6 separate regions of the Homo sapiens genome follow, and all the other regions are linked to region 3. A link is a contact called in ENCODE Hi-C or POLR2A ChIA-PET data. All regions are on one chromosome and are shown on one strand. The core of a region is the stretch at or near the end of the contact, and the rest is flanking DNA. Distances in the headings are between cores, read along the strand shown.

Evidence for each region. A loop is a pair of places that touch in the nucleus more often than their neighbours do. ChIA-PET counts read pairs that join two places held with the same protein, here RNA polymerase II (POLR2A). Pooled maps may share reads with other maps.
Region 1: a loop to region 3 is called in a pooled map, with 12 times the contacts of the local background. The contact joins the promoter of BAG1 here to the promoter of SIGMAR1 in region 3. A Hi-C loop is called at or near these places in 1 of 168 maps with a recorded cell type or tissue (posterior vena cava) and 5 of 50 pooled maps.
Region 2: a loop to region 3 is called in a pooled map, with 5 times the contacts of the local background. The contact joins the promoter of NFX1 here to the promoter of SIGMAR1 in region 3. A Hi-C loop is called at or near these places in 7 of 50 pooled maps. POLR2A ChIA-PET finds 5 or more read pairs at or near these places in 2 of 52 experiments (activated B cell and activated T-cell).
Region 4: a pooled map shows a loop between it and region 3 (2.1-fold over the local background). The contact joins the enhancer-like site here to the promoter of SIGMAR1 in region 3. A Hi-C loop is called at or near these places in 8 of 50 pooled maps. POLR2A ChIA-PET finds 5 or more read pairs at or near these places in 2 of 52 experiments (activated CD4-positive, alpha-beta T cell and activated T-cell).
Region 5: a loop to region 3 is called in a pooled map, with 21 times the contacts of the local background. The contact joins the promoter of CCDC107 here to the promoter of SIGMAR1 in region 3. A Hi-C loop is called at or near these places in 2 of 37 single-sample maps with no recorded cell type and 7 of 50 pooled maps.
Region 6: a pooled map shows a loop between it and region 3 (6-fold over the local background). The contact joins the promoter of CLTA here to the promoter of SIGMAR1 in region 3. A Hi-C loop is called at or near these places in 6 of 50 pooled maps.

Annotation. Positions count from the first base shown.
Region 1 is chr9:33,263,289-33,265,988 of GRCh38, reverse strand. BAG1 (BAG cochaperone 1) reads left to right here and starts at 1,281. Exons shown (of 7, transcript NM_004323.6): 1 at 1,281-1,765. The coding sequence starts at 1,315. It overlaps CHMP5 (charged multivesicular body protein 5), which reads right to left and starts at 940. Exons shown (of 8, transcript NM_016410.6): 1 at 842-940. The coding sequence starts at 910. RefSeq lists enhancers at 733-972, 1,503-2,092, 2,223-2,272 and a silencer at 1,153-1,472.
Region 2 is chr9:33,289,216-33,291,915 of GRCh38, reverse strand. NFX1 (nuclear transcription factor, X-box binding 1) reads right to left here and starts at 1,400. Exons shown (of 24, transcript NM_002504.6): 1 at 1,319-1,400. The coding sequence starts at 1,343. It also overlaps the pseudogene LOC100862682. RefSeq lists enhancers at 1,125-1,174, 156-1,355, 1,325-1,374, 1,385-1,804, 2,510-2,700.
Region 3 is chr9:34,636,464-34,639,163 of GRCh38, reverse strand. It overlaps SIGMAR1 (sigma non-opioid intracellular receptor 1), which reads left to right and starts at 1,377. Exons shown (of 4, transcript NM_005866.4): 1 at 1,377-1,617; 2 at 1,744-1,944; 3 at 2,075-2,167. The coding sequence starts at 1,467. RefSeq lists a silencer at 1,138-1,627.
Region 4 is chr9:36,469,777-36,472,476 of GRCh38, reverse strand. It overlaps a transcript of RNF38 not described here. Among named protein-coding and RNA genes, the nearest start is that of RNF38, 71 kb to the right of the region's middle. Within about 2 kb of position 1,361, at least 30 of the 41 ENCODE cell types and tissues checked have a DNase peak (open chromatin) inside an H3K27ac peak, as active enhancers do.
Region 5 is chr9:35,656,885-35,659,584 of GRCh38, reverse strand. CCDC107 (coiled-coil domain containing 107) reads right to left here and starts at 1,293. Exons shown (of 5, transcript NM_174923.3): 1 at 1,100-1,293; 2 at 858-1,009. The coding sequence starts at 1,205. ARHGEF39 (Rho guanine nucleotide exchange factor 39) reads left to right here. Exons shown (of 9, transcript NM_032818.3): 9 at 1-242. It also overlaps RMRP. RefSeq lists a silencer at 1,171-1,430 and enhancers at 1,513-2,020, 2,021-2,529.
Region 6 is chr9:36,189,569-36,192,268 of GRCh38, reverse strand. CLTA (clathrin light chain A) reads right to left here and starts at 1,348. Exons shown (of 5, transcript NM_001833.4): 1 at 996-1,348. The coding sequence starts at 1,212. RefSeq lists enhancers at 1,153-1,372, 1,088-1,713.

The sequences.
Region 1 (2,700 bases), core at 32-2,531, 1.4 Mb after region 3:
CACTGGTAGTTACTGCAATACACTTATTCCAGAAGGGGCAGGTAGAGAGGAAGGAATACAGAGGAAGAAAAGAGGAGCTTAAGGGGAAGGGTGAAAAACAGTGGTTCACAAAGAAGGGTATTCCCAACCAGAAACCCTGGGCTTTATAAATTATTCTCTTACCCCCCGCCACACTGCCCCGATTCTGATATACCAGGTAGCCTTCAAGTGGGTTGGGGCAGAAAATAATTTGAGAATCACTGAGTTGAGTTGGAATTTCCCTAGAATCAGAGACTAGCCAGGCTGAGAGTTCCTCCAAGAGGCACATGAAATGGGCCAGTGCCAAGTGAAACCAGCTGATTGTAGATCTAATGCCATTCCCTAAATCGGGGATGGTGGCTTAATCTGAGGGGCTAGGGTTCTGAGTTTTGTGTTACTGAGATCCAGGACGAAGGCACAGATATGTTGACCTAGGATATCAAGCTGAGTCCTGATGTGGACTGGGGATGACAGATGGAAGAAGGGTAAGGGATCAGGCAGGATGAGGTGGGAAGGGTGTATGGGCCTAGGGCTGGGTGAGGTGAGAGGATCAAGGCGAGAGCGAGTGGACGGGCAATGGGCATCAAAACGGGTTGGGTGCTGGCAGGGCAAGGCAGTGATGGGGTTAGGGGTTCCCTGGTTTGTGGCGTTAGGAATGACTTGGGTAACAGGGATGAAGGGGAGAAGGTGAGATAGAGAGGGACGACGTGTAAGGGGCCCAGGACCCGAAATGAAGTGGAAGAATATGGGCCCGGGGCTGGGGGTGGGCGGGGTCGGGTGTGTCAGAGGTCCTGAGCCTACTTATGCATGATCAAATGCCCACCGTGCCAATGCAGTCAGTCAGGCTGGGCGGCGGAGCCTTGGGTTTCGCTTTCCCGAAGAGTCGGTTCATCTTGAGCAGCCGCGAAGAAACCCAAACACTAGAGCAAAACCAGAAACGGAAGCAGAGTCACTCCCGCCTCGACTTCCGGCCCCTCCGTGCGCAAGCGCAATATGCCTCCTGGCGTTTCCCGATTCTTTTTCCGGATTTTCAGCCGGGTCTTCCGGGGATGGAGAGCAAAAGGACTTGGTGCTCTCGGAGAGAGCCTGCAGGGGGCGGGGTGTTGGTAGAAGGAGTGGGAGGGGTTTTACTGTAGCAAGGCGGGGCCTCAGTTGAGTGGGTGGGGCCTGGAGGCAACTAACGCGGCATAGGGCGAGGGCGGGGCCGGCAGGCCGGGGCGGGGCTGGGAAGTAGTCGGGCGGGGTTGTGAGACGCCGCGCTCAGCTTCCATCGCTGGGCGGTCAACAAGTGCGGGCCTGGCTCAGCGCGGGGGGGCGCGGAGACCGCGAGGCGACCGGGAGCGGCTGGGTTCCCGGCTGCGCGCCCTTCGGCCAGGCCGGGAGCCGCGCCAGTCGGAGCCCCCGGCCCAGCGTGGTCCGCCTCCCTCTGGGCGTCCACCTGCCCGGAGTACTGCCAGCGGGCATGACCGACCCACCAGGGGCGCCGCCGCCGGCGCTCGCAGGCCGCGGATGAAGAAGAAAACCCGGCGCCGCTCGACCCGGAGCGAGGAGTTGACCCGGAGCGAGGAGTTGACCCTGAGTGAGGAAGCGACCTGGAGTGAAGAGGCGACCCAGAGTGAGGAGGCGACCCAGGGCGAAGAGATGAATCGGAGCCAGGAGGTGACCCGGGACGAGGAGTCGACCCGGAGCGAGGAGGTGACCAGGGAGGAAATGGCGGCAGCTGGGCTCACCGTGACTGTCACCCACAGTGAGTGTCGGGCGCCAGGTGGGCTCCATGCAGGTCCCGAAAGCCCGGCGGGGTCTGTGGGTTTAGTCACGTGTCCTCCAGAAGCGTGTGACCTTGCGCTTGTCCTGGCGTCCGGAAGCGTGGGTTATTGGTTGTGTCCGTGGAACTGTCTTTTGTCCCGGGCTTGTGTCTGTACACTTTTCCATGTGGCCGGTGTATTTTGTCTCTGGTCATTTGTGCGATCCTGGGTGTTTGAGCTTCTCCGTGCTTTACGTCGTGGGCCTGGTTGTGTTTGTGTGCCCGCGCAGTTATTGTGCCCTTTGTGTCAGGCATATATTGGGCCATGTGGTCTACGACTGCTCCGTGTGTGATAAGTCAGAACTTCGTGCATGCCGGGGTGCTCCTCGTGTGCTGAGTGCCTTCTCCGTGTGCGCCGCTTGAGTTGGCCGTGGGTCCAAGCGTTGTACTCTGGGCACCCTTTGGGTCTGCCTACTGTTGGAGTTGACACACCACCAAATGAAGTCAGTACACCGGAGAGCTGAGTCCATGAGGTTTCTCTAGAACCAGCTAGGGGAGGCCCAAGGGTCTGGGAATCTGGAGACCTGGATTCTAGATCCTGCGGTTTTGAGTGACCTTGGGATGGACGGCTTCTTCTAAGAATCCGGTTTCTCCTCTGTGAAGTAGATTTGGTAACCCTGGCTCCTGCTGACCTCACGGAGCTGTTGGGGGAACCAAACCTTGGTGTAATGTACTGTACACAGGCTCCCTCCTTGCTGTCCGCATCCCTGGAAAAGAATTGGCGTCTCTTCTTCAGAAAGAAAGGCTCTGCTGTTCGTATGCATTTGTCTGTTTACTTAGCACAAATCATGGATGCACTCAAGTGTGTTCAGTGGGAGAGACTTGGAGGAAAACAGTCACTTGCCCATTACAGCAAGCGAGACGAGACCAATACAATA
Region 2 (2,700 bases), core at 151-2,650, 1.3 Mb after region 3:
AACTTTTTTTTTTGAGACGAAGTCACACTCTGTCGCCCAGGCTGGAGTGCAGTGGCACGATCTTGGCTCACTGCAACTTCCGCCTCCAGGGTTCAAGCAATTCTCTTGCCTCAGCCTCCGGAGTAGCTGGGACTACAGGCGCGTGCCACCATGCCCAGCTAATTTTTTGTATTTTTAGTAGAGACGGGGTTTCACCGTGTTAGCCAGGATGGTCTCGATCTCCTGACCTCGTGATCCGTCCACCTCGGCCTCCCAAAGTGCTAGGATTACAGGCGTGAGCCACCACGCCCGGCCCTAACTTTTTAAACTAAGAACCATAGTAATAAATACATTTTACCTGCCACCCAGTATACAAATACATATATGGTCTTCTTGGTGCCCCAACGGCTGGTCAGGGACAGAGCTGAGATTCAAACCAATGGTTTCCAAACTCCATTCTGCAAACTGCTGCCCTGTTTTCCAGAGTGGGCCATAAAATCAAATGAAGGCAGTGGGCTGTGACATATTTTTAAACGAAACAGAAAACAGAATATATTGCTGATTGTAAAACAAACCAACCAACCTCACTGCTTCCAGAAACTTCTGGTTCGCTTTTATATTTATGTAAGTGTACAATATTTAAGGTCGCGATGCAAAATGTTTCTTTTGGTTGCTGTCCAACACATTTGGAAAACACTGATCTATGGAACACCCTGAGGAAATGGATGTTATATCAACGAACAAATGAGGCTGTCTCTACACACTGAGGCAACTCCAGGAGGGGGAGTGAGTGAACAATTACAGAATAGGTACAGTACAGGGCGGGAGCCATCACAGGAATTAACTTATCTACTCCCAACTGACAGATGAGGAGACTGAGACTGAGTCACACGGGGTTCGCAGCAGGCTGAGACTCTAAACTACTGGAATTCGGCTCGCGCCCACGCCACCACTCCAGGCGGTATGAGCACACCACACCCTACACGTCAAGAGCCCGCCACCGTCACTGGCTGTGACCTGGCCGACGCCCGCCTGTCGAAGGTCAGTGCGCCGCTGCCCCAGAAACAGCCTGTGGGAAGGCAGGGCACCCACATCGACTCGCAGCGCCGGGACAAGTCCTCTCTCCTCCGAAACCCAGCTACTGGGCTTCACCATCTAGTCCAAGAAGACACAGATCTTCGTACGCACGATGCGCGGGGCTTGGCCCTTCCGAGCCACTATCCTACGCCCTAGCATGTGCTACTCTCGCGATATGAGTGGCTGAGGCCCTAGAACTTCGTCACTGACCCAATTTCCGCTCCCTGAAAGGGGCCCAGTCCCGCTCGGGCCGGGACAATACCTGAGACAGGAGGCGCCTCCGCCATCCCGTGCCGCAGAACCTAGATCGAGCTGTACAGCCAAGTCAGCACTGTCACCAGGTCACGTGCCCCGGACTTCCGGCGCCGCGAGAATATTCGCATCTGCGCGCCGTGTAGACGGCCACAGAGGTTGCGCAGCCCGAATCTGTGTGGCGCGTTCGTGACGTCAGATAGACGCGCCAGGTGTCGGGCGGGAGGAGGAGACTAGTAGCTGGATGGAAATAGCAACAATCGCAGGAGGGAGGGCGGCGACTTGCGTAATCATTGTGGTTTTCCTTTTTTTATTTTTTGATATAGGGTCTTGCTGCCTTACCCAGGCTTGAGTGCAGTGGTCTGATCATGGCTCACTATAGCTTCAGTCTCTAATCCTCCCGCCTCAGCCTTCCGGTAGCTGGAACTACAGGCGGAGCCACCATGCGCAGCTATTTTTAGTAGAGACGGGTTTCGCCATGTTGCCCAGGCTAGTCTCTCCAACTCCTGGCCTCAAGCGATCCTGCCGCTTTGGCCTCCTAAAGTGCTTGGCTTACAGGCGAGCCACCACGCCTGGCTCCAGACTTTTTTTTTTTTTTTTTTTTTTACAAAGGCGTTTATTCTCATCAGTATCACCGATATTCTCATGGTTCACATTTGCCAACGCCGCTCCTCTCCTTACAGTAGTTAAATGTGCAATCTCACTTGGGGGCCCAGGGAGGGGTGGGGGCTCGGCCCAGGGTGGGGAGGGCGTTGGCACTTCACGTGGACAGGGTGGGCAGCCTGTCCTGCGTGAAAGAGGTGTGGGTGAGTGGGCGGCCAGGGAAGGGGAGTTGGCAGGGGAGGGCCCCGCAGTCTTTTTTTCTTTGGTGGTTGGTGATTCTCCATTCAGATTCCTTCCTGGCTTCCCAGGGTAGGGGAACCATGCAGCTCAGGGCAGGGCAGGGGAGGAAGAGAAGGAAAAAGCAGCAGGCCGCCCGGGGGGAAAGGTGGAGGGTGAACGGCAGGGCAAGGGGGAACGGGTGGCTCCTGAGGTAAGGCACAACCCTGTCTTTGGCTTTCCTGGTGAGGAGTTTCCTCCCCTGCACCCCCTGCCCGACGCTTCTCCCCACCCCCCCACCCCCCAGACCCACACACAGTCCCAGGAGCCAGGGGGCACCACCTCCTGGGGTCCCTGAAACAAGTGGGCTCTGCCACCCAAGCCAGTGCCGCAGGGGCTCGAGGAGGGACACCCGAGGAAAAGGCAGAGAGGGGCAGGCAGGGGCCTACCCAGGACAAGGGGGTGGGGGTGAGAAGACCCTAGGCCCAGGAGCTGGGCCCCCCGCCCCAACTAAGTCCTGGAAGTGGGGGAGCACCTGCTTCCTTTCGGGGGTCTGGCTGGAGCCCCGGTCTG
Region 3 (2,700 bases), core at 128-2,627:
CTAATCTCATCACAATGAAGATATGTACTATGAGGTAGGTACTTATCTCCATTCCATTTTACAGGTAAGAAAACTAAGTTACAGAGATTTTAAGTAAACTGCCCAAGATCAGACAACTAGTAGGTAGCAGGAGCCAGGCCTTGAACTCAGGCAGTCCAGCTCCAGAGTTTATTTCTTAATCACTGCACAATGCTACCTCTTTTCTCTTTTGTTTCTTTTCCTTTTTGCTTTCTTCTTCCTCTGCCTACCCTTTGCTGTTGGTGCTCTCCAGGGCTCTGTCTTTAGCCTTATCTTACTCTATTCTCTCTCCCTGTGAGATTTCATCCATTCTTAGAGGTTTTCTGTAGACTCTCCAGTGAGATCTCTAAGCTGGGGAGTAGGACCATTGTTTCTAGCCATATCCCTAATGGCCACCACAGAACTTGGCACATACAAGTGCCAACAAAGTATCTGAATGAATGACAACTCCCAGCTCTATCTCCAGACTGGAGCTGAGCTTCGAGACCTGGACACTCAACTGCCCACTAGACATGCAAAGGATGTTAGCCAAATAAGGGGAAAGTGGGGATAGGATAAAGGGGGAAAGAGTATTCCAGGAAGAAGAGATCAAGCCCTGCCAACTCCATTTCCAGAGTTGTTAAGCTCATTTCTTTCTTCCATCTCCACTGACACAGACCTTCCCTCTTACCTGGCCCACAGTCATGGTCTCCCTGACTCATCTTGCTCCCCTCCACTCGACAGTCCTGTGCCACTCGGTGGCAAAATCTAATCCCCTTCCTCCCTTGCTGATAACCCTCAGCTGGTTTACAAGGCCTCCTCTCACATTTTGTGCCGCAGAACAGAGAAGGAATTGTAGGCCCCTGAAGACCCCAAGCTGTCTCTCCTCGGAGGCCTTTGCTCTAGGGGCTGGTCCCTGTGGGCTGGCATGCCCCTTCTGCGAGCTCTTAAAGACACTGCTCAGGTGTCACCGCCTCTGGAATGCCCACCCTGGGGCTCCCAGCTTGAACTGCCTCCTCTCCGCTTCAGTCCTGGTAAAGGCGGGCCTTAACAATCGTTGAGTCCCAGAAGGCTTCACTTCCGGGCTCGTCTGCTTCACCAGCCAGTGAGCTCGGGCGAGCCCGTCCATTCTGGGTCTCACTATCCCCACACCTATCCGTATGTAGAGTGGCGCTAGCTAGGTCAGACCTCGCCTGAAGACCCTGACATCTGCCGCTGGGCGACTTGGCCCCGCCCCCTTGCCTCCCTTGCGCGGCACCGCCCCACTCCTCCGTGCTCCCCCCGAGGAAATGGTTCAACCGAAGGGCGGTGCCAAGGTGCCCGGGCCGCTCCGATTGGTCAGGGCGAGCCGTACCACGGCGGTGGCGGGGGAGCGCTTCGTGGGCAGCCGGCGGGCTCCGAGGCCGTGAGCGCAAAGCCTCAGGCCCCGGCTCCCTCCTGAGCTGCGCCGTGCCAGGCCGCCCGCCGGGATGCAGTGGGCCGTGGGCCGGCGGTGGGCGTGGGCCGCGCTGCTCCTGGCTGTCGCAGCGGTGCTGACCCAGGTCGTCTGGCTCTGGCTGGGTACGCAGAGCTTCGTCTTCCAGCGCGAAGAGATAGCGCAGTTGGCGCGGCAGTACGCTGGTGAGCGGGCAGAGGGCAGGGAGGGGAGCGGCCGGCCTGGGAGCGGAGCCTAGGGTTCCGAAGGCGCCATCCCCGGACCTAGGACCGGTGCCAGCCCTGACTCCGCCGCCCCTCTGCCTCCGCCAGGGCTGGACCACGAGCTGGCCTTCTCTCGTCTGATCGTGGAGCTGCGGCGGCTGCACCCAGGCCACGTGCTGCCCGACGAGGAGCTGCAGTGGGTGTTCGTGAATGCGGGTGGCTGGATGGGCGCCATGTGCCTTCTGCACGCCTCGCTGTCCGAGTATGTGCTGCTCTTCGGCACCGCCTTGGGCTCCCGCGGCCACTCGGGTCAGTGCTAGCGGCGGGCCAGACTGGGAGGCTGGGGTTGTAAAGGGGCCCATGCCCTCCTTTCTGATGTTTGGCTGGGCCATGCAATGGCGCGAATACCCTGATAGTGTCATGTGCGATTGTCACTCAGGGCGCTACTGGGCTGAGATCTCGGATACCATCATCTCTGGCACCTTCCACCAGTGGAGAGAGGGCACCACCAAAAGTGAGGTCTTCTACCCAGGTGGGTAAGAAGGCTCTGTCAGAGAAGTGGGTCCCTTCACGCGGGGGGTGCCCACAATTGCGGGGAGCATGGCATGGAAAAGGAGTGTGTTGGGGGGGCCCTCCTCATGGTTCCCTTCCTCCACCCTCCCATAAGCCACAGGTGATTGGTTGGGGCAGAGCTGAGGGACTCTTGCTTTCCTCTGTCAAGGGGAAACAAAACATAACAACTTCCTATTAAACATGTCTGATTTTTATCTGCCCAGGCACAATTTTGCCCAGACAGTATTCCAACAACTGTTGGGGAGACAATGGGTAATCAGAAATGCTCTCAATACCCCAAAAGACAAGACAGACAGTTATCTTTTTATTTGTTTGTTTTTTGAGATGGAGTCTTGCTCAGTCGCCCAGGCTGGCGTGCAGTGGCGCGATCTCGGCTCACTGCAAGCTCCGCTTCCCGGGTTCACGCCATTCTCCTGCCTCAGCCTCCCGAGTAGCTGGGACTACAGGCGCCCGCCACCACGCCCGGCTAATTTTTTTTGTATTTTTAGTAGA
Region 4 (2,700 bases), core at 112-2,611, 1.8 Mb before region 3:
TTGAAAGAATTGTCTTGGACCACACATGAAATACACTTGAAGAAATTTATGAATTTGTGTTGGGCTGCATTGAAAGCCATCCTGGGCTATGGGTTAGAGAAGCTTGGTTTATGGATACCTAGGAAGGAAAAATGAATTCTCTGCCTTTCATAATTACTAAACTGTGGAATTCATAGGAGGAAGACATTGATTCTATACAGGCAGGATAAAAGCTGATTAATCCAGATAATTGAAGAGTTTCTACACACTCACTGTTCTTAGTTTTTAAAATAACCTTAGGTTTAGACCATATCTAGAGATTGATATGTTTGGTGGCTCTTAAGACATTGTTGACTGTCTTTGCTAATGGCAGGAATGTAAGTCAAGAACTCTTGTAATCGAATTATCTAATATTTTTATTAAAACTGCATATATAGTTGAAAACAAATTGTTATTTTAAAATTGTTTTTTTAAAATTGATATTTTAAAGCTTCAAGTAAAAGCTACCATTATTTGCTAAAAAAAAGAAACATTCCTCTTCCCCAAACAAATCCAAGAAGCAAAGCAAGAAGTGAAAAGATTTGACTTTTTAAAGTGAATTTGTAAATTGGATGCGGTGGCTCACCTGTAATCCCAGCTACTTGGGAGGCTGAGGTGGGAGGATGACTTGAGGCCAGATGTTTGAGACCATCCCAGGCAACATAGCAAGACTCCATTTCTAAAAAGAAGTAAAGTAAATTTATGTGCAACTCATAAATTCTGTGTTGAGATAAAAACTGAAGTTACAATTTGACTCTGGAATGTTTAGTTAGTACTATACATCTTTTGAGTCTAATTGACAGGGTGAGTTTTGTTTTGTTATTTTGAGATAAGAGTCACTATTTTGCCCAGGCTGGCCTGGAACTCCTGGGCTCAGGCGATCACTTCAGTCTCTGGAGTAGCTGGGATTACCGCTTCAGAAGTGATTTTGACAAGTTATTCTGGAACTGTGTTGGAGAAGTTTAAAAAAGGTTGGGGTGGGAGTCGAAATCAAACTAGTTTTACCATACCAGGATCTTTTTGTAGCACATTTGAGATGTAAACATGTTTCCTTTTGAAATTTGGTAGAATAGTTATATTATTTTTCCCAATGCTATGTGATTAAAAACACAAGGCTCAAATTTATTTTTAAGGCTTGATTAAAACCTCTTGTTTCTATGGAAGAAAAGTTATTAAATTGAAAGGGGGCTTTAGAAATTTTAATTCCAAGATTGCTTTAAGAAGAGAGAGGCAAGTCAAATTGGATATGGGCCTCACAGAATTGACCTTGCTACTTCCTGGGTCTGGGAAACTGAGGGGGCTATGTTGCATTGGGGCGGGGCGGAAGCCTGGTAGGAGCTAGAAGTGAAACTGGAAGTGCCTTAAAAAAGCACATCGTTGTGTTAGGCTGAGTCAAGCTGGAATGAGCAGTGAGACAGTACAATTCTTAGGCATAAATATGTACGTAGTTCACCTGTAGATTTGCTGGAAGAGCCGACATGTTTGCAGTACCACAGACCAGAGAAGTCTCAGTGGAGGAAAATGAGAGAGAAGCAAAGGGAGAGATGGAGTTAGGGGCCTTCGGGTTCAGATTTTGAAATAAAATCTATGAGTCTTTGAGGGAGGCAGCAGGAAGTTAAAGGTGGAATACTGGAAATAGTTTTCCTTCCTCCATGCTGTATGGAGATGGGGGCTGCTGCATGGAAGTGGGGGCTAGATGTTGGTGAAGGTGTCCTTGTTCGAGCAGAGAAGGTAAGGTATATCCCCTTGGTTGGTTTGTTTTAAGGTGACAGATTCCTGCTACAATATTAGCAATACAAACAAAGGTTAGACAATCTTGTTAATTTTATTATGCCTGGGGTTAAAATTGAAATTCCCTTATTTTAAAAGAAAAATAGCTTATAACATAACAGTGACATCTAAGCGGAATAAATTTCCATGGCAGTTTAATGGTAGTTGTGTGCTTTCTGTCACACACACAACATACTCTTGTCTAACTAGGGCATGCAGTGCTGTTTTTCCCACAGGATTGGTAAGTGATAGATTCATATTCAAAGAGAGAAAAACCACTGCTCTTTCAGTGGGCCTCCCCTACTTCCCATTCCCAGAAACCACTCAGACACTGTGTGGATGGGTGCGAAGCATTATGGATTGGGGCTTATGGTTTGTGGCCCTGAGGTAGACCAGGGGGATCTTGTTAAAATGCCGATTTCTGGCAAGGCATCAGGTGATGGTGAAGAAAGTTTTGAGTACCAGGAGGTAGAGTAGTGGTTCTTAGACTTTAAAAGCTGGACACCCCCACCAGTGCTTTTGATTCACCTCACTGGGTGGGGCCTGCAGATTTCATTTTAAACAGGTTCCTAGGTGATGCTAATGCACATGAAGGGCAGGGTGTGTTCTGAGAGCCACTGTGGTGGAGTAGAAACAACCGAGGAGAATCAAGCCCATCCATCTCATCCTGGCTTCTTGAGCATTATTTCCTTTTTCTTTGTTTTTGTTTTGAGACAGGGTTTCACTCTGTCACTCAGGCTAGAGTGCAGTGGCATGATCCTGGCTCACTGCAGTCTCGATCTCCCCAGGCTCCAGTGACCCTCCCTCCACAGCCTCCCAAGTAGCTGGGACTACAGGTGGGTGCCACTACTCCCGGCTAATTTTTTGTATTTTGTAGTAGAGACGGGTTTTCGCCATGTTGGCCAGGCTGGT
Region 5 (2,700 bases), core at 44-2,543, 1.0 Mb before region 3:
GAGAATACAATTCTCCAGGGGCATTCTGATTGGCAGGTGAAGCACAGTGCCATGTTCCCAGCACTGATTTGGGAAGTGGCTTGTCACATCCCACAGTGAACTCAGTCAACTGGAATGCCTAACTCTCTTTCATAAGACCTCCTGCTACATTATGTTTCTCCCAGACTGTACTCAGGTCCAAGAACAGAATTTACTAGTCTATCCTTCTCAAAGTTCATCATTAAATTCAGTCATTCATCCTAGCCTGTCACATCTACCTGGGGTCATTATTAGCTATCTCTTCTAGTTTCATATATCTAAACTGGTTCCATCGGTTCTATTTTATAATGCAAGTACGTAATAGGGTCACGGCTAAAGACACAGCCCTGGAAGGTACTGTTTTTCAAAATGTACTGTCAACTTACATTTCAGGGCCTCCTCCCAAGGAGAACATGAGACCACTTCATATCTGGAACTCTAGAAACACTGGCTGCAGCAATCAACCTCCTGTGCCAAGGCTGGCCCCACTCTTGTAGCATGGACACTGCTAGCTGGGTTCAAATCCCAGCTCCAGCAGTTGCCAGCGCTGGGTGACCTCGAGCAAGTGACTACTCCTCACTGGATTGTAGGAGAACTAAATGTGATAGTCATTATTTACAGTTCACCACACGCTCTTCACATCCGTTACCTCCCTGGATCCTCAAAATAACCTCATAATATTGGAAGGCCAACGGACTACTGTCTTTATTTTACAGACAGGGAAGCTGTGTCTTGTTCTTGGTACCCTGGCACCCCCATGGGAGATTCGGGCTCAGGGGATCCCCACGCCCGGCGGTCCCGCACCTGCAGGGGCACCCCTACCCCCGGCCGCCCCGTACCTGCAAACACTTGTACAGCACAAAAGCCGCGACGGCCGCGGTGTACAGCGCCCCCAGAGGCAGCGACCCGGCCCGGGTCCGCTCGCGTTGATCCTTGAGCGGTGGTCGCCGCCGGGGTTCCGTGGCTCCAGAGCCGGGGTGGGCTGCGTTCCCTGCGGAGGGAGGATACAGGCGAGTCAGCCGAGCTGGGGCCTGGGACCCGTGCGCAGTCCCAGCCCTCCTCCAGCAGCCCTAGCTGGTACCTGGGTGTGCCCGGAGGTCGGGATTGGCGCGGTCTCCTAGGACCCCGGACAGCGCAGACACAAGCAGCAGCCCCACCACACCCAAGAGCGAAACTGCGCCCGCCATTGCCGGCCCACGGGTGGAGGGATCGGGCGGGCGGTGCCGAAGCGGTCCGGCATTGGCCGGCCGCCCCAACGCGCACGCGCACGCGAGCAGGCCGGCCGGCTCCGGGGAGGCCACGCCCACTCCCCGTAGGGCGGGGCCAGACCATATTTGCATAAGATAGTGTCATTCTAGCTTTCCTGTATTTGTTCATTTCGTGTCTATTAGCTATTCTGCTAGCCACAATGCCTCTGAAAGCCTATAGTCTTAGAAAGTTATGCCCGAAAACGGTTTTTTTAATCTCACGCCACCAACTTTCTCACCCTAATCATAAAACACAATTTCTTTAGGGCTATAAAATACTACTCTGTGAAGCTGAGGACGTGGTTCGTGCTGAAGGCCTGTATCCTAGGCTACACACTGAGGACTCTGTTCCTCCCCTTTCCGCCTAGGGGAAAGTCCCCGGACCTCGGGCAGAGAGTGCCACGTGCATACGCACGTAGACATTCCCCGCTTCCCACTCCAAAGTCCGCCAAGAAGCGTATCCCGCTGAGCGGCGTGGCGCGGGGGCGTCATCCGTCAGCTCCCTCTAGTTACGCAGGCAGTGCGTGTCCGCGCACCAACCACACGGGGCTCATTCTCAGCGCGGCTGTTTTTTGTTCCCGAGACCACGGCTCACTGCAGCCTCGACCTCCCCGGGCTCACGCGATGCCTCACCTCAGGCTCCCAAGTAGTTGGGACCGCAGGCGCACGCCATCATGCCTGGCTAATTTTTGTATTTTTTGTAGAGACGGATTTTCACCTGTTGCCCAGGCTGGTCTCGAACGCCTGGTGTCAAGCGATCAGTCCACCTCGCCCTCCCAAAGTGCTGGGATTACAGGCGTGACACCGCGCCCGGTCAACGCGGCTGCTTTTCATGCGCGGGCAGCTTTACGCTGTTCTTGGCCTTGCTATGAAGTCCTTGTGCTCATTACTCCAAATATGGAGCATTCCTGAAACAGCCTCCTCTTCTACCTCCCTCTCCCTTTGGCAAACGCCATAGTAGCCACCATTCACTGTGTAGCTGGTACACAACATATGGACTCTGCTTGGGCTAGAATCCTGCCTCCTGTACTCAAGAGCGGTGACCTTGTGAAACTTAGTTCTCTCTCCGTGCCTTCCTTTCCACTCTGAGGAATGAAGATAAGCACTTACTTCAAGAGCTATGATGATTAAATGGGATCACTCAAGTTAGAACCGTGCCTACTTATTAGTGATTTTTTTTTTTTTGGAACGGCGGGTCGCTCTCTTGCCCAGGCTGGTCTTAAACTCCTGGGATCCTCCCGCTTCAGCCTCCCGGGTAGTTGACATTACAGGCACGTGCCACCCCGACGGACTCTAGTGATTTTTTAACTTGAGCAGCTACTACTGTAAGCCAGACAGTTGAAATTACACTGACTCTCCCTGACATGCCGCTGCATTCCCTTTCTGCATACTGGGTTCTACACGACCTTCAGTTCTCAGCTCAAGTGTGTTCCCA
Region 6 (2,700 bases), core at 99-2,598, 1.6 Mb before region 3:
GTATATGTTACCTACCTGGCTCCTTAAGGTTTGAATTTAGGGTAGACACTACTCCTATATGCCCCAGTAGTGCCCTATTCTCCCTTAGTTGGAATTTTTTAAGTGAATGAAAAGCCGTATTTCATTTCTTCTAGCTAAATTTCCTACTTCTTTGTATTATTAAGTAGGTCTTTTCCACTCATGATCCTAAGCATCACACACAGGTTAAGGCATCCAAAGGTCAAACTGCCATCCTACCTGCCCCATTTTTACTTGAGTTTGGCTGAGAACATTCTCTATTCACCTCTTCATCCCTCCCTGATTGGTTTAGGCTAATCTTGGGTTCTGCTTAGGCAATATTGCCTACCAAAGCTGTTCCCAGAGGAAGAGCTCCAGAAGTCCTAGCTGTAAATCAATCGCTCAACGATAGCAAACTCCTACCGCGCTTGGCAGTTCTTTCTCCAGACCTAGATCATCTTTCGAGTTCCCTACTCCCTCCTTCCTCCTCGTAATCCAACACTCTGTACACCTTAAGTGCTTAAATGCTGAACTGCATTGCTACTTTTGTTTGTATCTCTCAAAAACGATATTTCCATTCTTATTTTTTTCCGCCCTCCTTTTCTAATAACGAGTTCTGTGCTCGGCTCAGACTTATAAGCTTATAAGTCTGGAAAAACTGCGCCAATGCGGTTGCTTCAGAGACCGGACTAAAGGCACAGCAAATGCTTAATGAAAAGTTGCTGAATTGAACGGGCTTCTTCCGGCTCCGGAGCCTGCCACCCTACACTTGCTTTCTCGCTCCGCCCGCGCCCAGAAGCACTCAAACATGCTGAGAACCGAACAGGCTTCTCGAGCCTAGGTTTCTGAAAGACCGGGCCAGGGTCTCGTTTCCTGTTTGCACTGCTCCCTAACCTCCTAATTCAGCAAGGAGCACGAGTCACACAGAAGCTCTCGGACCCACTGTGGACCGAGTTTCCAGACAAGTCCTCTCGCCCCAAACGCGCCCGCACTCTCACCCGGACCCCCCGGCGGCTCGCCGTGCGGCTGGGGCCCGGGGGCGCCGCCGTCCAGGATGGCGAAGGCCTCGTCGTTCTCGATGCCCGCAATCTCGCTCTCTTGCTGCGCCAAGAAGGCCGCAGCCGGGTCTTCTTCGCCGGCGCCGGCCACTCCGTTCCCCAGCGCGGGACCGCCAGGGGCGCCGGCAGGGGCGCCGAACGGATCCAGCTCAGCCATGGCGGGCAACTGAACGGCACGGACACCAACGGTGAGACAAAAACCAACCGACCCACCGACACCACGCCCGGCAGCCACCGCTGTGGTGCCGACTGGGAGAGGAGGACAAGCGCCAGGAGGGAGACGGGTAAAGCGGAAGCCCTACCCGTGTATCCGGTCGGTCTAGGCGGTGTTGCAGAGCCGAAAAGGGAACAACCAATCAGAGGACAACAATGGTTCAGGAGCTACCCAATCAGCAAGTGGAGGGGCGGTCCCCCTAAAACAACTCGTGACTGGGGTAGGGCGGGAGGTGAGGGAGGTGAGCTGCGCGGGCCCCGGGAGGCGGAAGTGCTGCCTGATAGGGAGCGTCCTACCCACCCCGTCTGCTGGAGCTGGACTGACCAGGGACGGCCACCCCTGAGGGGACTCTAGTGCTGCACTGGGAGGTGAGGTGAAGTTAGGGCAGCGACGATTGGCCGATTACTGAAGAGGCATGCCACTTAGGCTTTCTGAACCTCAGTTTCCTCATTCGTAAAATAGAAACAAGAATCCTGCTCTTGCGCCCCCTCCCGGGATTATTAGAAGATTGAATCCTAAAAAAAAAGAAGAAGAAGATTGAATCCTTTTATGGATTTGAGGGTCCCTGGCTTTATAAATTTAAAATATTTAATTCTTTCAGCCAGCCTGGATTATTTGCTCCCTTAGAGCCCATAGATTTACTGTAATTGATTCAGTCCACTCCGATTTTTCTCGCCCATAAGTATTTTTATTTAAAAATGAATATATCTTATCTTCTTCAACGAAGCACTTTTGCAGCCATTACGTCTTTTCGGAGCTAGACAGAAGTTACTAAACCTGGAAAATTCCTTAAGGATCACTTGCTTCAAAGGGAGACACGGTGGCCCTGCTGTTCAAGGAGCGTCAGTGACCCAGAGAGTCAGTGACCAAGAGGAAACGCCTGTCTCCTGGGGACTTCCAAGATACTAGCTACAGTCTCTTATATTTACACCTTTCCTCCCTAAGGACAGCAGGAAAAAGAAAGTTCCGTGTTTCTTTTTAAATCAGGGAGATGTTAATAGCTACATGGCTCATTTTGTCTACACCACAGAAATAACAGTGGTTCCAGTTAATCATGCTCATGTTGAGGGGGAGTGCTTATGCAGGGGCCACCAGAAGACCCCTCTCCTTCACTACCACCACCACCACCCTAAGAAATGAAAAGCCAAAAAAAGAAACCAAAAAACCAGAGGTCAACAAGAAGCTTCCAGAGGTAGTCAGCAGGGGACAAGAAAGTGTTTTTATAAAAAACGCACATATCTTTGATGACAAAAAAAAAGGGATAGCTATGAAGGAAAAATGAAGCAAATAAAAATTATTTAAAGCATATATTTACTTAAAGCATAATTTTAAAGTCATTTAAAGTATGAACCATAGGAAAGTGTTGAAGAAAAACATTTAAGAAAGTTAAAATGTTAGGGTCTGCAATTGATTCTGTTTCCCCTTGTCTGT